Linked DNA regions of Mus musculus: all the other regions are linked to region 3. A link is a loop called in an ENCODE intact Hi-C map of the cell type or tissue named here. Cell type or tissue: heart. All regions are shown on one strand.

Evidence for each region. Hi-C counts contacts between places; a loop is a spot of excess contacts. Peaks named below come from ENCODE experiments on the same cell type or tissue, not always from the same donor. Only the 100,000 strongest peaks of a DNase experiment are listed, where the experiment ranks them.
Region 1: it touches region 3 in a loop (2.1-fold over the local background); 2 of 42 quality-filtered maps call a loop at or near these places.
Region 2: it touches region 3 in a loop (2.7-fold over the local background); 3 of 42 quality-filtered maps call a loop at or near these places.

What each region holds. Positions count from the first base shown.
Region 1 is chr3:105,597,133-105,605,132 of GRCm38, forward strand. The region is part of intron 2 of Kcnd3 (potassium voltage-gated channel, Shal-related family, member 3); the gene reads left to right. Among named protein-coding and RNA genes, the nearest start is that of Ddx20, 86 kb to the right of the region's middle. In heart, no CTCF peak of the experiment used is centred here; a DNase peak (open chromatin) is centred at 3,499; H3K27me3 peaks cover 333 bases.
Region 2 is chr3:105,638,715-105,646,714 of GRCm38, forward strand. The region is part of intron 2 of Kcnd3 (potassium voltage-gated channel, Shal-related family, member 3); the gene reads left to right. Among named protein-coding and RNA genes, the nearest start is that of Ddx20, 45 kb to the right of the region's middle. In heart, a CTCF peak has its summit at 3,643 (motif pointing left); a DNase peak (open chromatin) is centred at 3,667; H3K27me3 peaks cover 406 bases.
Region 3 is chr3:105,534,945-105,542,944 of GRCm38, forward strand. The region is part of intron 2 of Kcnd3 (potassium voltage-gated channel, Shal-related family, member 3); the gene reads left to right. Among named protein-coding and RNA genes, the nearest start is that of Kcnd3os, 86 kb to the left of the region's middle. In heart, no CTCF peak of the experiment used is centred here; a DNase peak (open chromatin) is centred at 4,077; H3K4me3 peaks cover 924 bases; H3K27ac peaks cover 1,650 bases.

The DNA.
Region 1 (8,000 bases), 62 kb after region 3:
CTGCACTCCTGGAGATGCTGTGTACACTAGCTTAGGCTAACGTCTTGGGAACTTTGAAAGCGAAGGCAGACAAGAAGGAGCTACCTAGTATGCTGAGATCCAGCCCCAGCAGTCTGGGACCGAGGACCTTGTACTTGATGCCATTGCCAGTCTGTTCCCAGCTTCAGCTCAGTACACCATGGAGTAGTATTGGCTACCTTTTTTTGGTTTTTTTGTTTTTTGTTTTGGTACTGACAGCATAGAGCACCATGGGGTTAGAGAGAAAATGTACCTTATGTAATCTGGGGAAAACTCCTAAAAGAGAATAAATAGGCTTGTTCTAGAAGTAGGAACTGTTTGTTCAGAAGCCCAGGGGTGAAAGACCACAGTATGTTAGGAGGACAGTGAATATTTCAATAAGGGCATGGTAGGTAAATGGGTTCTACCCTAGCCTGCCTGGAACTGTCCTGGTTTATCATCTCTTGGTCCAGCTTAATTATTACAGCTTGTCCCCTGTTCAGTACCAAACAGGCCCAGTTAGGATGATAAATTATATGCTCACCATAATTCTATATAGTGGTAGGAAACAGGAAAAAAAGAAAGAAAGAAGCAAGAAATGAAGCCAGAGAACATGGTTTTACAAAATGGGCTTTGCTGCCACAGATAAAGGCTGAATTTATCCTAAGGAGCATGGGGACCCAGTGAGGGATGAACACAACCGAGATGCATGTCTAAAGGAGGTTTAGACTGAAGAGTCCAACCTTGGCATCCTAAGTGTGTTGATGGCAGTGAGTGGAGCCCAAGGGCAGAAGCACTGAGAGCTCTAGCCCTCACATCACAGGTGGAGCAAAGGAACTTGCCATGGGATTCGGAATGCAGGGGAAACCAAGAGAGAATTAGTGTCCAAAAGTTAAGAAACAGTTGAATTTCAACCGGGGCTGGGGAGGGGGCAGTAGTCCCAACAGCACCTGCTGCAGCAGAGCTGCAAAAGCATTGCTCTTCAAAGCCTGGGGAGTACCTGCTGGATTCACGGCAGAGACTCTCCCCAGCCTTGGTGGGCAGAGGCCATTGTAGATTCTGCACTGAACACAGAGAGGCAGGAGGCCGCTGTCTTCTCTGGAACATTAGAGACAATATCTTCTCTTTGGAGTCGATGTGTGGGGTTGAGGGACATTGAGGAGAAGCCTCCACTCATGAAAATCTGTGGAGGATTCAGTCAGGAGACAGTGGAGGACTGGAAGTTCTGCTGTTAGACTGGTCCACCTGGATGCTACATAATAGAAGAGAGTAAGAGTCGATGTCATAGCTGGCAGTGGCTAAAAAGTTGATAAATGATGGAGACCAAGAAGTGTAGGCCTACCATGGAAGAAGCACAATTTTTCTTCTACTTTGACACAAGCAGTATCGTTTTGAAGCAGCAGTGGTTATGGAGGAGAGAGCCCACCTCTTTGAAAATGAGCCCTGTTTTGGGCGTAGCAGCAGCAGTGACTCCGAGATCTGGGTCTGACTTGACTTTGTATCACTTTCCCTCCCACCCACTTTTGTGTGTGGCCTAATAACTGTAACATGCTGAGTGGTGGAGACAGTGAGTGATCAAATAAAGACCTCACTCCCACCCGAGGGGTGTCCCTCCCTTGTAAACCTGTACTTCCTGCTTGCCATAGAGCCTCTCTTATCCCTCTGATATACTCCATCTATGGTAGCCTGGAGCGGCTTAGACATTGTTAGAAACATTTGGATTTCCAGTACAGTAACTGCCACCCGCAGTCCCTTCTCCGTCCACACTTGGTGTCTTAGTCAGTGTTCGAGTGCTGTGAAGAGACACCATGACCATGGCAGCTCTTATAAAGGAAAACTTACAGTTCCAGAGGTTTAGTCCATTGTCATCATGGTGGGGCGCATGATGGCATGCAGGCAGACATGGTGTTGGAGGAGTTGGGAATTTTCCATCTGATTCCACAGGCAGCAGGAACAGAGAGACACTGGGCTTGATTTAAGCATTTGAAACCCCAAATGCTCACCCCCCCCCCAGTGTCACATTTCCTCCAAGAAGGCCACATCTCCTAATCCCTGTCAAGTAGCACCACTCCCTAATGACCAAGCATTCAAATAGATGAGCCTATGAGGGCCATTTCTATTCAAACCACCCCACTTGGGGTTCCAGTACAGTACCCCCACCCAAGTCCCTTCCCCATACACAGATGTCTTTACTTGAGGTTTTGCTTTCTGTGGTTTCTGCCCCCTATAGTCACCCTAGATCTGAAAGTATTAAGTGGAAAATTCCAAAAATAAATAGCTCATAAGTTTAAATCCTGAGTAGCAATTTAAAAATCTCAGTAGCATGATGAACATTCCTAGCATCCCAATCCATCTCACTTAGGACCTGGATCTCTTTGTTCAGTAAGTCTACCTGGTATGCACTATCCATCCATGGTCACTGAGTAGGTGTCTCAGTTATCAAAGGGACTGGTGCAGTATGGCAGCACTTCATTTAATAATGACCCCAAAGGCCAAAAACAGTGGCACAAAGGAGGCATCAGGGAGGAAGGGATGCATCCTGGTGCTACATGTTAACAATATGGGACATATAGAAGAAGAACCACAATATATAAAAGCTTATATTGTCTACAGTTTCAGGCACTGAGGGTTTGCTTAATGGAGACCAGTGTACCTCTCATTGACATACCAAAGTGTCACCCAAGAAGCAGTGATTTCAGAATAGTGAAGTCCTAATTTTAGAGGTGTAGAATGTGTATGTGAATATGTATGTGTGTCTTCATATATGTGCCCTTGTGTGTGAGTGCTATAGGTCAATGTTGGGTGCCCCCCCTCTCCCCACCTTAGTTTTTGAGGCAATCTTTCACTGAAACCATAGCTCACCAATCTAGCTAGTATGGCTAACAAACCCTAGAGACCCCCCTTCCCCTACTCCCCTAGCTCCTTCCCAGACCTCAGAGCTGGGGTTGCTTCTGGCTGTGCCTCGCTCTTCTGTAGGTGCTAGAAGTCTGATGTCAAGTCCTTAGACTTGCCCAGCAAGCACTTTGCCAGCTGAGCCATCTCGCATTACCAGCTACAGTTTGTTGCTGTTGTCTGTTGCTAGTGGAGGTGGTGATAGTGGTGGACAACTTGTAGGAGCTAGTTTTCTCCTTCCACCATGTAAGTTCCAGATGGGGGTGGGGGGTGGGAACTGAGGTCTTGGTGGTAAGCGCCTTTCTCTGCTTAGCCACCTCCCCCACCTTTGTTCGAATCTATTGATTAAACTTTACTTGGCCCTTTCAATGTATTCTTCCTTACTTCCAAGTCTGACACTGTTGGCTTCATCACATAACACTAAAATGCAGAGGATGGGGCCCTTTCTGGCTCCTACTGCAAAACAAAACAGAACTCAGGCAAGGAGGACCATAGCTTGTGTGATCCCAGAGGCCATCCAGGTTCCCTCAAGGGAGCAAAAACAGACGGGCTTTATTTTTAGATTCTCTATGGGCCCCTGAGCCCTGTCCCATTTTCTGAAAGCAGAGCTTGGGGGCCAAGCCATCTGGCCCTACTGCCAGATCTCTCACCACCCATGATAAAATGCCAGGCAAATGTGGCCTCCACCATGTCCATGTTTTCCAGCCGGAACATCCACGTGGCAGGGCCTGTAGTGGCACTGGAATCTATCCGAATCAAGCCATGATAATGTCTGTGCTCAGGACTTTTGCTGGCTGGAGTTCCAAGGACTTAGCTGTAGTAGCCCAAACCCTGAGCTTCTTCTGACTCCACAGCCCCCCTCTGACCCTACCCTGCACCATCCCTGAGCTCCATTTGGGCTTTCCCACATTTCTGAGATCAACTCTACAGCTCAAAAGGGTAAACAGCAATGAAAGCAATATAGAATGTCCCAGGTGAACCCAATCTAGACGGTACGATACAATGCATCAGCCATCCACCTGCGCCTGTGAGATTACCGATACTAGAGAAGAGCGTGGCCTCGTCTTTGTTCTCAAGATGCTCTGCTTGCCACTGTTGTCTGTTTCACGACTCATCCCAAGGACTGCCAAGAATCAAGGACCAACTCAGAGCAAGCAGTCAGTGGGGTCAGAGAGCTGGAGTTTTTCCTTCCTGAATGGGAACTCCAAACTGGCAGTGTCTCCCTGCTCCTGCTCCTCTCTGGCAGCGCCTCTTGATTCATCCTACACTTGCCACCTACATGAAGCTGACCTGGGAGGGAATCTGACAAGCACCATCATTCTGTAAATGGAAGTGGGTACCACTCGCCTTAGCAGAGAGCTGCTGCAGTCACTGGCTGCTTCATGGAACCCCGGTGGCTCCATCTCTCCTGAGCATCATTTTCTCCTTTTCTTATTGGTAACCTAGGCTTAGCCTGAATCTTAACTTGGGTCTATTGCAGCCTGAATGCCTTTAACTGGCTTTTCCCCCTATGCTCAGGACCTTTCTATCCGTCTCAGAGAACAGTGGCAGTGGTTTTCCATTCTTAGACATTCTCCAACATTTATCAACAGTTATTCCTTCTCCTGTGACTATATGGACACTAACATGGAGAAACTGGCTGAAAGAGCCACCCAGACTGGCTGGAGACTAGACAGACAAGGTCTATTAGAGCCCAGTTATAGTCCGCCCTCCCTGTTGGCACTCCTGCCAGGCATCCTATGAGTCCCGTGGGCCCCATGAATACCCAGATTATCAAGATTAGCCCTGGAACCAGAACACCTGGGCTCTTCCTTGCCAGTATTTGGGACCCAGACTGATGCCCATATGGCCTCTCAGATGCTCTGCTTCCCAGCTGCCCTCCTTCTCCCCCAAGATTTGTCTCTGCACCACAACATGCCAGGTGTGCTTTGGCCTGAAGTCAGAGACTGAGCATCAGTGACTGCAGGAAGTGATGAGCTCTCCCTGCACCTCCCGAGACAATGCTCTTAGGTTCGCTGGACAAAGCCTCCTGGTACTCTGACTTCCTTAGGATATGCTTCCAGATTCGTTTTTTCTCTCCTGCAGAGCTCTAATCAAGCAGACAGTGAAATAAGACTTTAGAATGAAAGTCAAAAGAGAGAATAAAATGCCCAGAAAAGGGCCAGGGGCCCCTGGAGGAAGCAGACAGGAACAGAGCAAGGCAGGAATATGCCCTTAGGTGGTGACCTCACTGCAGTTGACACTTTTTTTCATTTATTCTTCACACCAACACCTAGGTATTGTTGTCTTCACAGTACAGCTCTTTTCTAGCTTGTCCAGAGCTTCATGGAGTCTGATTCAACAGAAAGAACTTTATTCTAAAGATTAATGTGTGTGTGTGTGTGTGTGTGTGTGTGTGTGTGTGTGTGTTGGGGGATTCCATGAGAGGCCAGGAGAGGGCACTGTATCATCTGGAGCTGGTGTTACAGGAGCTCATGAGCCACCTGGTGTGGGTGCTGAGAACCAAGCTTGTGTCCTCTGAAAGAACAGCGAGTGCTCTTAGCTACTGAGCCATGTTTCCAGCCCCCAGAAAGGACGTGCTAGAAGATATGTTAGGGAAGGTACAGACAGTAGCAGATGAAGAATCGGGAGAAGTTGCCTTCTCTGACATCTGTCTACCTACTCATAATGAAAGGGGAGCCAAGAGGACTTGCAACTTCCTGGGGTCCTCCTGCTGTTGGATGGAACTGAGATACCTGGAGTATAGAGTATGGAAATCCCTGCCACACAGGAAGAGACCATCCCTCCAGAAAGCAGGACATGTGGTTTGTGAGCCTGGGGGCCTGGGAGTGGGTTACCCAGAGGAGAGGGCCTGAGAGAAGTGTGTTGCACACTGCTGCCAGAGCAGAGCTGGGAGCAACACCCAGCTGCAGAGTGGCAGGGACAAGGAGCAGGGCTAGGGCCTCTTCCTAATTAGAAGCCTGCTCATAGGAGACTGCTAAAAGCAGAAGAACTAATGAATTTTTAACGTGATCCACTAATAATCTTTTCCCTTGAAAGGTAGACCAGACAAATAGGACCATGTCTAGACTTCAGCGAGCTTCACAAGAAGAACTGTTGATAAGAATGTTGGCTCTCTCACTGCAGCGGCACACATGGGGCCTGTTGGCTCTGCACCAGATCCTCTATGCATAGTTATAACTTCCAACGCAGTGTCTGTATAGGAATCCCGAGTGTGGAAATGAAGGTGTCTCTGATTCCTGTGTCTACTCTTGGGCTCTTTTACTTCTGTGTGTTTGTCTTGTCCAACTACAGTAGGTTTTGGGTTATCTTATATTTTATATTCTGCTATTATCTCTGAGGAACCTGTTCTTATCTAATGAGAGACAGAAACGGAATAGATTTGGATGGGAAGGGAGCTGGGGAGGAACTGGGAGAAGTAGAGTGGGGAGAAACCGTAATTGGGATATATTATGTGAAAAAAGAACCTATTTTCAATTTTTAAAAAGGCAAGGGGAAAAATGCTGGCTTTCCAAGAGCACTGTCTATGTTATTTTGTTCACTGGGGTGTCACCCTTTCTGCAACTTTTCTGCAACCTTTCTGCAACTGTCCCTGACCATTGTCGTTGCTAAATTATTTGTGCAGCAAACAAAAAGCATAGGACTAGGGACGATCATGTGACCTTGGCATGGCCAATAATAAGGGCAGGTTACACCAAGTATCTTCAGACATGAGCCAGAATCCACAGGAAGGGAGACCTGAGGGATGTAGTGCAGCAGGAAGTGGTCCAGTCCCAGGGACCAGAGTGAGCAGAGCTCAGGTGGATGAGAGGATAAAGAATGAGATGTACACAGTCACAACTAGTTGGAGGAAAAGACATCAGAAGAACTGACACACATTTTTATATGGGGCAAGGAGAGTGGATGGTAGGCTACTTTGAGAATCTGATAAAAAAAAAATCTGTAGTCCCTTTCTTCCCTAATGGCACACATACCACACCTGATAGCTGGGCAACGTTTTCTGTATGGTTTTAGGAAATGTTGAAGGATCCTATGTTAAGATCTACTATAGAGTTGGAATTGTCACTCCATGGCAGAAAGCTTACTGGGCATGCACAAGTCCCTGCGTTTGAACCTCAGTATAAGCTAGTAAATGAATGAGTAAGTGAGTAAGTAAGAAAATTCCTAATACAAAAGAACTGATGAAGGCATAGATAATGCCTCTAGGAGTTCCTGCATAGAGAGAGAACAAGCCATGTCAAGAAGCAGGAAGATGCTATACTGTATAAATACTGTCTTGGTGGGGGATGCCAAAGCCCAATGATGGTTTGCATCCAAAATGTGTATTCTAAAACTTGATCCCCAGTGCTGTTAAGAGGTGTGGCCTGCTGTATACCTATAATCTTTGCACTTGGGAGGGTGAAGCAGGAGGACTAAAAGTTCAAAGCCAGTCAGGACTATATAGCAACAGGCACCAAGTCTGCCATTACTTTGATCTTGGATCTCCTGGTCTCTATAAATGTAATATAAAATGTTTTTTAATAAGCCTCTTAGTTTAAGGCGTTTTGTTATAGAAGCCCAAATAGACCCACATATGTAAAATAAAATATCACTTTTTTTCTGGGAAAAGGACACTTTTATATTTCTCTATTTACTTTTAGTTGTTAAGGCAGGGTCTTGCTGTATAGCCCGACTGGTCTAAAATTTGTAATCTGCCTGTCTCAGTCTCTCAAGTGCTAAGAATACAGGTATGTGCCACTCTGCCCTGATATTTCTGAAGTTATATTGCTAAGAAACCCACCAGATTTGAATCTCGCCAAGCTTCAGTTTCCTTGCCTGTAAAATGGGGAGGACATCTATAATAACTGGTTATTATTAAAAACAATGAAATTCTTCATGTCAAGTGCTCAGCCTGGTGTCTGGCACACTTACTTCAACATGTTTTCTCTATCATTATTAAGATTATTATCATTTCCTGCAGGTAATGCCCTCACTCTCCTCTGCTGACTGCTAAACCCTTAAATAAAGGTTAGCCTTTGTGTGGTTTGTTATTTTTAAGTAATGCCTCAAGAAGGAAAAATGAAAAAGGCAAAGGTCTGACTGCCTCCTTGGAGATGGTGACGTAACACTAG
Region 2 (8,000 bases), 100 kb after region 3:
TGTACTCTCCTGCCTCAAGCTCCTGAGTTCAGCGGTTGCAGGCCAACACCAGCACTCTCAGCTTGCAGGGTGCTTCTCATGTGTGCCAGCTGTCTTGGGAGTCCAAACACCAGGGGAAAGAGTGGAGGGTCCTTCGCTTCACTCTTGAGCTTGACTTTGTATCATGGGGAAGTTGGAGGATGTGAGGATGCTCAAGAAGAGTAAGGGGCCCTCCTGAGCCCACCACCTGGCCCTCTTGTGTTTTCCCCTAAAGTATTTTAAGTGAATTCCAGATATGTGCCATTTCAAAACACATGAATATTGAACATGCACGGAACATATTTTCTTCAGCTTAAATGGTACCTACCTGTAGGTCATGTCTTTTTCTTATTATTCGTTTTCTTGTTAGCAGACAAAGAGATTGGTTTAACTATGACATTTCCACACATAAACATCTTTACACCTGTTATTTGTCCCCGTCACCAGTGTCCCCATATCTCTTCTGCCTCTTACCAGTTTCCTTCCTTCTCCTAGATCATCCTCCCTTCTGCTTCTATGCTATGTCATTCCAGTACCCTCTCTTGTCCCCTCCTCCATGTAGATAGATCTCTTCCTTTCCTCCCATGGCCCCACGTTCATTTCATATATACATACACATACACACAGATGCATATATAAATTTACATCTAGTTTCTGAATATAAGAGAAATGTGATATTTGTTTTTCTGAGTCTGCTTATTTTACTTAACAAAATAATCTCAAACTCTACCCATCACACACATTACTACATTCTTTATAGCTGGCTGAAATTCTTTTATGTATCTTACCACATTTTCCTTAACGTTTTGTCTGTTGATGGGCATCTAGGTTTGGTCTATAACTCAAGCTCTTGTGAGCAGTACTGAAAAAAAAAAACAAAAACAAAAAACATAGAGGTGCAAGAAATGTGCAATGTGCCAACTAGAACCCCGCAGGTCTGTGCCCAGGAATGATATCAATGAGCCCTATGGTGACTCTAGTTTTAATTTTAATGAAATACTAATTTCCATAGTGGCTTCACCACTTTGCACCCCACCAGCACTAAATAAGAGCTCCTCTCTCCCCACAACCTTGTCAGCACTCCTAACTAGGACGAGACTAAATCTCAGGGAAGTATTTTGTTTGCTAAGGGTTTTTTTTTTTTTTTTTTTAAGCAGCTTTAACTTTCATTTCCATGATGTCTAAGGATTTTTGAACACTTTTTCAATGTATTGGCCACTTTTTATTTTTTCATCTAAAAACTATTGTCATGAGCCCATTTATTGATTCCTACTTGAGTTTTAGATTTCTTTATAGATTCTAAATCTATATAAAGTTTGGCAATAATTTTCTCCTGTTAGGAACAGATCTTTTTTAATTGGGTATTTTCTTTATTTACATTTCAAATGTTATCCCCTTTCCAGGTCTCCCCTCCGGAAATCCCCTATTCTATCCCCCTCTCTTTGCCTCTATGAGGATGCTCCCCCACCCACCCGCCCACTCCCGCCTTCCCACCCTGGCATTCCCCTACACTGGGACATTAAACCCCCTCAGGTCCAAGGACCTCTCCTCCCACTGATGCCCAACAAGGCCATCCTCTGCCAAGAGCCATGGATCCTTCCATGTGTACTCTTTGGTTGGTGGTCCAGTCCCTGGGACCTCCAGGTTGTCTGGCCTGTTGACACTGTTGCTCCCCCCGTGGGGCTGCAAACCCCATCAGCTCCTTCAGTCCTTTCTCCAATTCCTCCATCAGGGATCCCACGTTCAGTCCAATGGTTGGCTGCCAGCATCTGCCTCTGTATTTGTCTCAGGAGACAGCCATATCAGGCTCTCATCAGCAAGCACTTCCCAGCATCTGCAATAGCATCTATGTTTGGACACTGTATATGGGATGGATCCCCAAGTGGGGCAGTCTCTGGGTGGCCTTTCCTTCAGTCTCTGCGCCACACTTTTTCTCCATATTTCCTCCTGTGAGTATTTTGTTTCCCCTTCTAAGAAGGGCTTAAGCATCCTCACTTTGGTCTTCCTTCTTCTTGAGCTTTATATGGTCTGTGAATTGTATCTTGGGTATTCCAAACATTTGGGCTGATATCCACTTATCAGTGAGTGCATGCCGTGTATATTCTTTTGTGTCTGGGTTACCTTACTCAGGATGATATTTTCTAGTTCCATCCATTTGCCTGCAAATTTCATGAAATCATTGTTTTTAATGGCTGAGTAGTATTCCATTGTGTAAATGTACCACATTTTCTGTATCTACTCCTCTGTTGAAGAACATCTGGATTGTTTCTAGCTTCTGCTATGTACATAGTGGAGCATGTGTCCTTATTACATGTTGGAGCATCTTCTGGGTATATGCCCAGGAGTGGAATAGCTGGGTCCTCCAGTAGTACTATGTCTAATTTTCTGAAAAACCACCAGACTGATTTCCAGAGGGGTTGTACCAGCTTGCAATCCCACCAGCAATGGAGGAGTGAGGAACAGATCATTTTAAAAGTATCTTTTAGCTTTGGCCTGGTGTGTGTGTGTGTGTGTGTGTGTGTGTGTGTGTGTGTGTTAATAATAGATATTAGAGGGTTTCCCTGAAGGAGAGAGGGGTTTGCTCTCTCTCTCTCTCTCTCTCTCTCTCTCTCTCTCTCTCTCTCCCTCCCTCCCTCCCTCCCTCCTTTTCTCTCCCTCTCCTCATCTCCCCATCTCCCTCCCCAACACAGACAGACAGAGGTGGGGGGAGAGACCACCCCAAGGACTCCCTTCCCTCCCCCCCCATACACATGTAGAGAGAGGGTGATTGGGAGAGAAAGCATCCCTAAAGGCTGCCTGCGCTTTGGAGCTGTTCAGATACCAGGTCAAGGAGACCATTGTGGACATGGGGAGCTGAGAGGCAGGGACTGAAAAAGAATCAGATAAGCATTCACTTATTCATAAAATTTGTAATGAAACCTAACATTGGGAGGAGCACTAGAGAAGCAGAGACCAGGGAGACAATAGTCCCTGCTGTCACTAACCTGTTTCTGGAGGGCAAGAGGGCAATGTGGAAATAGAAAGATGCTAAACTGGTGTCGGAGTTTCTCCTCAGGACCACAGGAGGGTGTGAGACAGTGAAGAGACAGAGATGCAAAGGCTCAGAGAGCAGAGACCAAAGAAGCCCCCACTCTCCTATTCCTGGCAGACAGAGGGCACCTACTCTATCTGTCTTTTCAGCTCATGCTCAGTCAGACGAGCTAGATCTCATATGTGGTCCCATCTCCACCCTCCAGAGGAAAAAAAAAAGGAGGAAAAAAATATACTTTGGGGAATGATCAAGAGTTGGCTGAATTTACTGAGCTAAATCAACCCCAGCCCAGAAGCTCTTCGCCCCGGGGCTGCAAACTCGTAAGATGTAAAAGGACTCTTCAGAATTTTCTGCCACTCACTGGAAACACTAAATTGGCCCCAGGCTCTGGAGCAGGTTTAAGTACCCGAGACTATGTTAGAAGTAATTGTTAACAATTTGGGGGACCCAGAAATTCAGTCCTGTTAAAAGTTCAAGGAAAACCCTGTCTCAGAAAGGTGAACTGAATTTAGCCCTCCACACTAAGGTATCCTTAAAACAGCTGGCCATGTGCCCAGCAAGCACTGGGGCCATGCAGAGCTATGGAGCCCTCTTCTGGGCGATGACATTACACTGTGCCAGGCCTGCCCTGGTAGAGGTCACACCCAGTACTGGAAAGACTTGGACCTAAATGTGCCAATTAGGTCTGGGTTGTTGCTGAGACTTAGAAACTCTCACTGCTTTGAAGTCACACAGCTAGAGGCTTGCACATGGCCTCTGACTCCAGAACCACATTATACAGAGTGGAAAGGCAACTGGGAAACAGCCACCAGCAGTTTATGCCAAATGAGATGAGGAGTCAGGCTGTGCCCGAGGAACTTAGAGATCTGTCATGTTGGTACAGGATCAGACGAGCTCTAGAGTCCCCAAAGGCAGAACAGGAACTCAAAGGTGCTGTCTAAAGATGAACTGACAGCAAGAGCAGTCCACGAGTGGCCGGCTGACTTCGTGCAGGGTAACTAGAGGCTATCGCTTCCCAGCTCAGAAAATGCTGTGATGGGCTGGACTTTCATAGAAGCCCTATGTAGAAAATTCCTGTTGTTCATTTTTCAGAATAAGTAAATGAGACCCAGGAAGCTTGTGACTGCTGGAAGTCTGTCGGCTGGAGGGGGGGAAGGGTAAGGAGGAGAGAGAAGGAAAGGGAGAGATGGGGAGGGTACACTGACTTCCACACAGGCCTATCTGACTCTAGTCCACCAGTTGGGCAGTACAGAGGCTAGGGAGGGTGGCCTGCCAGTCCTGTAAGTCTAAGACTGAGTTAGATGTAGCTTAATGGGAGAGGGAGAACTAGTCCTCAGAAGAGGAGGATGGGAGGAGAAGGGGAAGGACACCTCCCTACCTCCAGAATGCAGAAGATAGTCTCAGCGTAGCTCAGAGCAGAGGAAAGGAATGCAGACAAAAGTCCTGGCAGGAAAGAGCACACTGTGTGCTGACTGGGATAGCCTGGGATACCTAGTGACCACGTACAGGCTCCAATACCTAATCTCTTAGCATCTTAATTTGATGTGCCTCCCCCCCCCCCAGGCCAACAAGCATCATCTTGCCAACATTCTCCTCCTGTCTGTCTCTACCTATTTCACAGAAAACAGAATCCCAGGTGAGCTAACAGAGGCTAGACTGGAGCTTAGAGAAGATCCATATCATCAAGCAACACATAGGGAGTCCCTCAGGCTGATTGCCTAGCTAGCCCAGCATCCGCAGCCTATCTCTCTACCACTTCCACCTCAATGCTTCACCCCTGAGAGTCACTGGTATCTGACCTTGGTCCCATCAGGCCTTTGTTGCATATTTTCAAGAGCCTTCATCCCTGTATCCAGCCTTCCCGTCTGCATCTCATGACCACCATGCTGTTCACCAAAGGCTTGTCCTGGGGTTTGCTCCACTGTGGAGCTGTGGTAGCACATCCGTTTCTCAGATGCTTGCTAGCCCCAGGTGGCAGAAGGCCGAGCATCTGACCCAGGGAGAAGGGCGTCTGTGATGCACATATGGAGAAAGAGCAGCAGATGGTGCTCGCCTGTGGGACAAGGTCTCCAAGGGAACTCCATGGTTTGGCCAGACATGGTCTGTTCCACACAGCTCTTCTGGGTCAAGCCATACACCCAGGAGTGTGGGAAGATAATGGTGAAGGGTTTCCTAGGATCTGGTATTGGGGAAGATAAACTGAGCAATGTGCAGTTTCCAGAAAAGCATGCCAATCAAGACTGGAGTAGCACACATGCCAGTGTATCTTGATTCCACTTGCCCTGCCTCCCCAAGTGTCATCTCTCCTTATGAGCCCAGACAGGAGATAAAGGCCATCTGAGCCTCTGGGACCTCAACCCTTCCTTCTGTACTTCTTCCTCAAAGGACAAATGTTTCTGACAATCACATTCAAAGCAAGCACATCTAGGGCCAGGGATGTAGGAAGTGCCATCATAAATAGGCAAATCCCAGCTCCTACCTGCATGGGCTCTCACTGAGGGGAGACCAGTAGTGAGCTTGAGTGTGTCTCTCCCAGTTTCTATCCACAGACGGACGGGTGGCACTTGCTACTCTATCCCCATCTAGTTTTCCTCTTGGTTTGCTGTATGTTTGCCACCTCTGCTGGTCCATGTCAGTGGGCTTTTCAGGGGACCCAAAAAGACTGGGCTTTGTAGTGACCTAGCTTTGCTCAGCTCTGCAATGTGGCTATTGTGATTGCTTCATTCATTCAGAGACGAGGTTAGCACAGACACACACACATACACATGCATAGGCACACACACATGGGCACACACATACACACACACGTGTGCACAATCATAAATGCACACACATGTGCAGGCACGTGCACACATACACACACACAAACACATACACACACATATACACCCTGCTCTTTACTGCTTTCCGACTAGTCACACTAGGAATGAACTCGGGTCCAGGAACAAGGGACAACATGAGGGTCCTCAAGAACTAGTTTGGAAAGAGAAGGTCTCCTATAGTGAGGACAGCTGGTTAGTATACAGCATCACACTCAGTCCTAATGAATGAGTAGGTTTTTACTTCTAGAACTGATTCTTTTCATCGTCCTAGTAGGTCCTGGTTGGCTGGCTGGCTGGCTGGTTGAAGCTCGAAAACAGTTCCATTATAATTTACAAGAAAAACTCAGAGCAGGTGAGCTCTAAATCTCGGCGGCTGTCTGGACCATGAGAGCAGAGAAAGGCTGTGCTGTCTGAGTTAAGCTGGCATGGAGGTCAGCCACGAGGTAGCAAGCAGCCATGTGGGGTGTCCAGAGAAGGAGCTTTGGAAAAAGAGTAAAGGCCAGGGTGTCGAGGAGGGGGGAAAAAGTATTTAAGTTCTACTCGGCATCTGTAAGAAGAGAAAGGAAAAAGAAAAAGAAGTCACCTCTTTCTGTGTCGGGTGGTCTAACACAACAGAACTCCATGGCATCTTCTAGAGACACCAGAGAGTAGGAGTTCTGGTAAAGAAACACATATTATCTCATCAAAAGGCTAATTATTCCACCTGTCTCTTCATCATGACTCAAAGTAATCACGCCTTCCTTAAGCCCGGTGATTTGAACTGTCCAGCCAGAACTTTAGGCCACTTCTTACTCTTGAACATAAGGAATCTCCCGTGTCATGCCTGAAATTCAGGAGCATATAGAACCCATTTTCACAATAAAATCTGAAGATCCAATTCCAAAGCTGCCCACAAGAAGGAACTAGACTGAAGTTCTAGTCCCCACCCCTACCTATGGCCTTTGGGCAGAGTGCTCAGTAAGCAGGAAGCAATAAACAAGAGCTCCCATCTCACACTGCTGCCCAGAGCACCTTTTTGGAAGTGCTGATTTTGGGGTCCATGCCCTGAGCTCCCCGGAAGTATTATATTCTTGCTCATTTTTGAGACTCCAGTTTGGGTTGTTCCACAGACCATTTCACAGATTACTACTCTAGTGTCAGAAGGCCTTGACGGGGGTCTCTGAGTCTACTTTCTTCCTCTGTCCCTTAACCACACAATTGCTTCCTTCCTTCCTTGTGGTTTCTGTTTTCTTGATGTGTGGGAATTCTGAAGGCCCAGATTAGAGTCTACCTGAGGACAGGATTTAAATATGGTGCTGCCATCTGGGAGCCACTCAGCCCACTCCCAGGGACTGAACTTAGCTTTCTGTAATCTTTGTTGTGTCGGCCCAGGAGCAAATCCCTGATCACTGGGCCCTTGTTGGCTTATGCCTAGGAACAGCAGTGGTCTTCCTCTGCCCCCTGCTCACACCTCGGCTGTGATTCTGCCTTCTGATTGGTTCCTTCTTATTGGAGTAAAACAGAATTTCATCTGCCTCAAGTGAACCACACATCTCATCAGAAAGCATATGCAGGATACTGGAGAGAAAGCTCAGAAATTAAGAGAACTTGCTACTTTTGCAGAGAACTCTGTTTCAGTTCCCAGCACATATGACAGGCTCACAACCACCTGTCACTTCAGCTGCAGGGGATCCAACACCCTCTTTGACTTTCTTGGCACCCGCATGTACATTGTGCGCATAAATTTATGTAGACCCATACACATAAATAAAAATAAATAAATACAACTTTTTGATGTAAGCATATTTAGGAAGTAGACATCCTATAGCAGTAGAGCCCTCTGGTGATTTAGTTGGCCAAAGGAGAAGTCCCACTGAAAAATACATTTATAGTTTCTTCGCTAACTCAGTAAGTCTCTTGGGTGTCTGGCTCGTGCTAGGTACAGTTGTACATACCTCTGCCTCCCTGGGGCTTGCAGTTTGGTTTGTTAGCCCCAAGGCCAATCCAGTTCACAGAATCATACAGTAGGAAGAGCTTGCTTGATTGCTCATGTGAGCCGTTGAGTTCTTACTGTGCACCATGCATCGTGTTGGGCACCTGGAATCCAAAGATGAGTAGCCCCGCCCCAAGACTGCTCTTAACCAATGAGG
Region 3 (8,000 bases):
TTTTGATCTTATTTGTAGCAGCACTGAGAATATATTCACATAAATATGTGATACAAAATAGCAGATGTATGTTTAGCAGTTTCAGAAATTCTTGGAAATCCTGTTCTAATCTCAAGCCAAATATGTGTTTGGGTTGTTTGTTTGTTTGTTTGTTTGTTTTGGGGAGAGGATAATTTTGTTTTTTAATGAAACTCAAGTCAGCAACTCAAGTTTTAAAATGTTTAAGTGTCTTGTTATTGGTGCATTTCAAAGTAAAATTTTTAGAACCTTTAAATGTATTACTATTGATGTGTGTGTATGTGTGAGTATGGTGTCTATGTGGTGTGTGTGTGTCTATGTACTGGCATGCATACCATACTCTAAGTGCGACAGACAGAAGACCTCTCCGTGGAACTGTTTCTCTCTATTTACCTTTACATGGCTTCTAGGAATTGAGCTCAGCTCACCAGTGTTGCATGGCGAGCACCTTTACTGCCTGAGCCATCTCGCTGGCCCATTAAGCAGCAATCTTTAAAATGAAATCTTCTAACACAATACAATCCAAAGACATAATAATTTCAAATCTGCACTCTGAGCAATGACAATAGAAAAGCATTAAAAGTCTGTATTTTCTGTAATTAAACCATTACCTTTCTATAAGAGCACATGACTGCTTCTGTGCAGTACAGGCACTTCAAGTCATAAGGTGCCATAGGCTTAAGTCTGAGATGAGGTTTCTTAGGCAGTGCTGCATCACCGTGTTCAGAGCCAAGACCACATTGAAGTGCACGGTGCCACACTGGCAGGTGCTGCCAAAACCATCTTGGATCTGTTACACATTTGATTTGAAAATAATTTAGGGGCATTGCTTGTTCAGAAACATTTTACTTTTACCAGCTTTTCATCATCACACACATTATGAGACTTTCATGGCGTCACATGCCAGTTTAAGGATCTGGTGTCAGAATGATGCATTACTATATTTGTGTGTGTGTGTGTGTGTGTGTGTGTGTGTGTGTGTGTGTGTGTACATGCATGCATGTGTGCTTATCTATGTGTGGGTACACAAGAGTGTTTAGATGTGTACAGGTGGAGACCATAGATTATAGATCCAGTGGGGTTCCCTCATGTGTTGTCCACTTTTTCTTCCTGAGACAAGGTTCATCACTAGCCAAGAGCTCACCAAGGTTGGCCAGCCCAAGAGCCTCAGAGATCAGCCTGAACCTGCCTAGATGATGCTATGGTTACAACTATGTGCCCCATGTCTGGGTTTTTAAAGTAAGTTCTCAGGTTTTTCTGCCTAACAAGGCTAGCACTTTACTGACCAAGCTGTTGCCATAACCTCGAAGTTCTCATGTAAATGGGTACCAGAACATGAGCAAGGTATTGCCAGGCAAGATACACTGTTACCTAGTAGGAAAATGTACTCACAGTCACATACTGATTCCACAAGCCAGAATCTGGGGTGGGGGGGTGATGGGAGATGCTCTATACCCCACATTTGCCTTAAATCAGGGAGTCTGTCTCCTTACCCTATCTTATCCTGCTAGCTCTTTTTCAGACTTAAGTGTCTAGGACAGGAACTGGGTATGTTCCCCAAAGTCTTTGCATAGTATTTAAGTGCATGGCTCTGGAGCCTCTCCTGAACTTATAGTCCTAAGAACACAGAGCAATAAAGGGGACCAGGCTTTGAAAAGAAAGGCCAAATAGCCTGGCAGTGGTTGTGCACATCTTTAATCCCAGCATTTGGGAGGCAGAGGCAAGTGGATCTCTGAGTTCCAGGCCAGCCTGGTCTACAGAGAGAGTTCCAGGATGGCCAGGGCTACACTGAGAAACCCGAAACCCTGTCTCAAAAACACAAACACACACACACACACACACACACACACACACACACACACACACACACAAAGAAGAAAAGATAAAGAAAAGAAAGGCCAGATAGTAGATGGTCTCTCTGCTTCCGAACCTGGATAGTGATTGCTGACATTGCTCTTCTGCTGTGTGGGTCTCAGATGCAAACACTGCACAGGAGAGTCACCCTAGGATACGCCCCAGTATCCCTACACACACAAACACGAGTACGCGCACCCGCACTCTCACTCACAGTCATCTTTCCTTAGACATTTTTTTTTCCTAAGCTGGTGTCAGACTCGCCATCCTGCTTCCTCAGCCTCCTGTTTGCTAGGATTACAGGTCTGAACTACTGTGGCCAGCTTCCCCACAAGTCTCCCAAAGTCAGCAGCTGAGGCTGCCTCCCAAAGGACTGCGTGATTCTGCTTCTTGGTGACTGGATGGGGTTCAGCCTCACTGCTCCTTTGAACAAACCAGGGTGCCCAGAGGTCTGCTGAGAGCGAGATCCACCTGCCTCCAGAGCAATGGCAGTTTCTGAAGTGACCCAAGGAAGGTTGTATGCATAGTCACCCGAGGACTGATAGTGGCTGATTTAAGCCACATTATCAGATCTCTGGGTTAGATCAAGGCCCAGGGAATCTGCACTTAAGAAAGAACACACATGATATGTACTCACTGATAGGTGGAATTAGCCCAGAAGCCCGGAATACCTGAGATACAATTCACAAACCACATGAAACTCAAGGAGAAGGATGATCAAAGTGTGGATACTTCTATCCATCTTAGAAGGGGGAACAAAATACCCATGGAAGGAGTTACAGAGACAACGTGTGGAGTAGAGACTGAAGAAATGACCATCTAGAGACTGCCTCACCTGGGGGTCCATCCCATTTACAATCGCCAAACCCAGACACTGTTGTGGATGCCAACAAGTGCTTGCTGACAGGAGCCTGATATAGATGTCTCCTGAGAGGCTCTGACAGTGCCTCACAAATACAGAGGTGAATGCTCACAGCCATCCATCAGACTGAGCACAGGGTTCCCAATGGAGGAGCTAGAGAAAGGACCCAAGGAGCTGAAGAAGTTTGCAGGCCCCTAGAAGGAACAACAATATGAACTAACCAGTAACCCCAGAGCTCCCAGGGACTAAACCACCAATCAAAGAAAACACACAGGGACTCATGGCTCCAGCTGCAGTACAGCAGAGGATGGCCTAGTTGGACATCAATGGGAAGAGTGGCCCTTGGTCCTATGATGGTTCTATGCCCCAGTGTGGGGGAATGCCAGGGCCAGGAAGTGGGAGTGGGTGGGTTGGTGAGCAGGGGGAGGGGAGAGGGAGTAGGGGTAGGGTATTTTTTGGAGGAGAAACCAGGAAAGGGGCTAACATTTGAAATGTAAATAAAGAAAATATCCAATTTAAAAAAAAAAAAAAAGACTCCCCAGCTGGTTCAGGTGCTACAGGTTTGTGCTCACTGCCCAGCGTTGGAGCTAGAAAACTCTACATCTTTCTGTCACTGGGGTCCTTATGAAAGGTACCATGGCCCTCTGTGCTCATATTCCCATTAGAATTGTAGTAGTTACTCACAGAGTTGTGACAGTTGCTGAGGTGATGGTACAGATGGCTTCTTTGTTTTGCCCACTGCCTGAGTGTTCTGGGTACCTGTCTCCCCACCACCCCACCGCATCCTGCTCTGGCCTCTTCAGTTTGATATGGTATCCAGCACACCCTGCTGTGTGGTCACAGATGCTTAATCAAAGGGTGTGTACAGAGAGAATGAAGACCTGGGCCTGCTCTGTGGAGTGTGCCTCAGAAATCCACTCAGAGAACAAGACCACGCAGTTTCTAAATCAGACATTTGGGCTGGCTTAGCATGAAAGGCTCTGATGAGCAGGGACTGATTCATCCATTCTTGGTGTTCTTTGGAGGCACACAGAAGAGTCCTAAGAATGTCGTGGACTTCCGGTTTGAATAACATAGCTTCCCCCATCGTTGCCAGCAGGGCCACCCCTGACCTACGCTATTGAATGTCTTGGAGTGGCCAGGGTAAAGGGACAGGACCCCTGTTTGTCCAGCTAGGAGCCTATGAGGTTGGTAACTTTGTGTCCTGAGTCAGCCTAACACTGCCAAGCCTCTGCCTTCTCCCTCCCTCTGTCTGCTCTGCGAGGTCGCCATGGTGACTTCCTGTCCTCAGTGTGTCAGGGTCTATCAGAGCCAATCGGTGGCAGGTGCAGATAAGGGTCTCTAAGCAGGGGTGGCTGTCTCGTGCTGCCGCCAAGCGCAGCATTGATTCTCGCCTGTGCCAGTGCCCATGAGGACAGGGAGGCTGGGGGAGGAGGGAGCCCTTTCTATATTTAGCTCCCTCACTGGGTTCGTCCCAATGGACGTTTAGAAAGAGGCTGACTTCCAGCCATGAGAAGGTTTAACGTTCCTCAATTAGGCACAGCCTACAGGGGGGCTGTTTCACCCATTGAGAGGGTTAAAAGAAGTATATAGAAAAAAGAAAGGGGAAGAGGTGATAAAGCTGATTTATAGCAACCAGAGGAGCTGCCCCCAAACAGCTCCTCTCCACACCTCAGAATTCACACTCTTGGACTTGGAAGGAGGCTCCTGCAGGCACCAGAGAAGGCTCAGAGCCTCCGAGTGCAGAACCTAGGAGGGGGCTGCTTAGTGGTCAGTCAGCGAGACAGAGCTGGGAGCAATTGAGCATTTGCCCTAGCATGCTGGAGTAATGACCCCTCAGAAAGATTCCAAGTTTGGAAGGGCAGGGCAGACTTGAGTGGTTGGAAATTGAGGTTAATGGCCAGCCAGCCTGGAAGATGTGCTCTGCGTGTCCCATCTCACACCCTCCAAAGACACATGAAAGGGGTTTAGCACACCAGAGCCAGTAAATTGTTTATTTGCCTGAATTCACCAGGTAATTGCATGTTCCTCTGCTGGCTTCTGCTGCCTGCATTGGGCTTTTTAGAGAGATAAGCAAAGGCAAAATGAGGGTTCTGGTCTCCTGAGGCTCTTATGCTCCGAGTTACACGACAAGAGATGCAGAAGGAAGGGCCAAGGCAGAGGCTCATGCAAATGAGCGTGATGGGAAATGGAGGAGGGGCTGAAGGAGGAGCACCCGATGGATCTGAGGAACCCTCGGCCTGACATTCTTTTGGGATATTGACAATGCCAGGCGACAGGTTCCATCTAAGATAATTCTGAGCACTCAAGTCTTATCCAAATATGTCCATAGCTACAAGCAGCCTGTACTTGCAAGAATAAACAGTTCTCTCTTTGTGTGTGTGTGTGTGTGTGTTGATTGTAAAATTTATCAGTTTCAACATGTGCAAATATAAATTATTAGTGATATGTATTGAATGCCCACTGTGAACAAAGTTCCATTACTCAACTGTGTTGATGATAGGTAAGGAAATATATGGTAACAGTCATATTACTTACTGAGCATCTGGAATGTTCCAGGCACTATAGTAGGTGCGTGATACCCAAAACACCTAATTGACTCAGAACAACCTCAAAGTATATGCTGTTGTTTCTATTTGACCAATGAAAATAACTAAGGATCAGACAGGTTAAACTTGCCCAAGGACACAGATTAGAGAAGAGCTAGCACAGCTCAGATCTGAGTTTGAAAGATAGATACCCTGGCTCCAGAGCTCCAGACCACTGGCTGTCAGTCTAGAGAGCTGTGAGCACAGTCTCACACTGCTGGATCTACCATACCATGAACAGGTGGGAGTAGGAGTAGAGTCTACTGCTCTCTACCCGGGAGGGCACTGTCAAAGGCAGCATCCTGCCAAGAGCTGTGAGGGTGGAAAGACAGGAAGTGTGGGTATGACAGGGCTCCAGTATCACCCTCTTCCACCAAATTGCTATCCATTGCCAAAGTCTTTCTTCCCCACTCAGTGCTGGTTATAGGTGTCCTATTAAGACACATGCCCCTCAGCTGCTCCTTCCTCCACCCTCCCAACCCCTGAATTTTAGTACACAGTGCTCCACATACGACCAAGACCCACTTTGGGATTGGCTTCCCTGCTTTATCAGTTTGAGCCCTGACCTGCCTAGGGCCATGGGCCAGATGCTAAGACCAGGCTCCCACTGTTCCCCATTTGGCTGTTGCCCCTCATGAGGCTGGGCTCTGGGAGAGTCTGAGTCTTGTCTCTGTGCTTTAGTCACTAGCACACTGGCCAGGCTGGGATCCTCCATGTCATGTTGCCAGTGATGGAGTAGTTTCTGATCCTCTGTTTCTCCTGGCCTCCATCCCTGCCACAAAATAAAACTCTGCCATCCTTCAGATCTCTCCAAGCTGCTGTGGCAGGGCAAACTAGGAATCCCAGCACCCAGAAAGGGGAAGAGGATGGTCAGGAGTTCTCAGCCATCCTTGGTTACATAAGTCAAGCCAGACTGTGCCATATGAGACCAAGCCTCAAATAACAACAGGGACGACGACAACAAAAACAACAAAAACCCCTCAGGCCCACAGCACATGCTCTTTAAATTCCCTTCTGATCAGATTTGATTAGATCTCCAGATGTTTCCAGATGCTTCCAGATTATCAGGCTCAGGGGTGCATGGGGACCATAATAGTGGTGCTGCTTTCAGAGACTGGTGGGTTGTCATAGCATGTCATTCTCTAGCTTTAGGTGAAGACTAAGGCTCTGGCACCCCCACGATCCCTTCTTCTACCCTTTCCTTGGAAGCATTAGAGATGAGTCTCCTGGACCAGCATGGAGGTAGTTTTTGAACTAGTTTTTGGTAGTAGCTTTGAACTCTGCTTTCATGTTCTACGTCCTGACCCATTTCCATCAGCTCTTCATCTCTTATCTTGGAGCAGCTCATCAAATTCATTGACTTTATCTCAGGGTCCCCAGTGTGCAGCTAGGGGTCTTCTGTGTATAGCAAGAGTTCCAGGAATATCATTGAAGGAATAAATGAAAGTTTTACATTGGGTCTTAAAATGCAGGCCTGGTTTCTTTGCTACAGATGGCAACTTATGCTAATAAGTGTTGATCTTGCCTCCAACTACAAAGCAAGTCTTTCAGGAAGGCAGCTTATCTAGCTGCATGTTGCATAGGATATCATCAATTCTAGACACATAAGATTTGCTCAATAGAAACTTGTTAAAATAAATGCAATAGAATACAACATATCACCCTTTGGACTCCAGAGGCAACTGCCTAGATACTTTGGAGAAAGATGCTATTTAGCTTTAAGCATCTGACTTTATATTGGCTCTGGGAACCAGACTGACTGAACCATAGGATTTTGCTCATGGATAATAGCTAACAGTAACTGCTTTATACTGAATGTTTAATATGTGACATCGCTGTGACAAATGCCTTACTTCCCTCATCTCATTTAATCCCAATAACAATTCTAATACATTTACTTGTTCATCTATCCAGCCAGTATTTCCTGAGGATTCAGTATTTGCCAGGCACTGGGCATTTGGTAGTATACAAGATAAACAGTCTTGTCCTGCCCCCACCGCCGCCTCTTTTAAAGATGAAAAAAAAAAAAAAAAAAGACTTGGGGACTCAGTAACTTGCTTGCAAAGTTGTAAGTGGCAAGACTGCACCTATGGTCAGGCAGAATAGCAAATGCCAGAAGTCCCAGAAACTCATATTTCTGAGGCAGTAGGATATCTGGAACCCAGGAGAACAAGATGGGAGGAGGGGAGGTCCATAAGGTTTTCCCATCCACGTGGTCTGTGTCATTTGTCAGTTGGTGGTTGTTTGGGAAGATGGAGATTGTAGTTCGAATCTTCCAGGCTCTAACAAGGCTTTGTGTCATGGGTGTTTGGCAGGGAACCACACCTGTCATAAGTCTCTGAAGTGATTTCCCTGTATCCTGGAAGGTGATGCAGGCTACACTTCTATACTGTGTCTCGGGCACAGCATCATAGATTACTCTGAGACAGAGAAGGAGTCTGTTTTCCTGCCAAAAGGGACACAGAGAAGCAAGGGAGGGGAGACTTGGTAGAAGTCTTGGAGAGGGACATAGAAGAGGTACAGGTGAGGTTAGCAGCAGTTCCCTGCTCCGAGCCTTGTTGCATACAGTCTCTTCAGAGCATAACAGGGATGGTGTGGTCCACCCAGGAACTCATGTGGAAACGTCATACTGCCTCCTTGGAACATTGACCTCCCCTGCCAGCCACGGGGTAAACCAT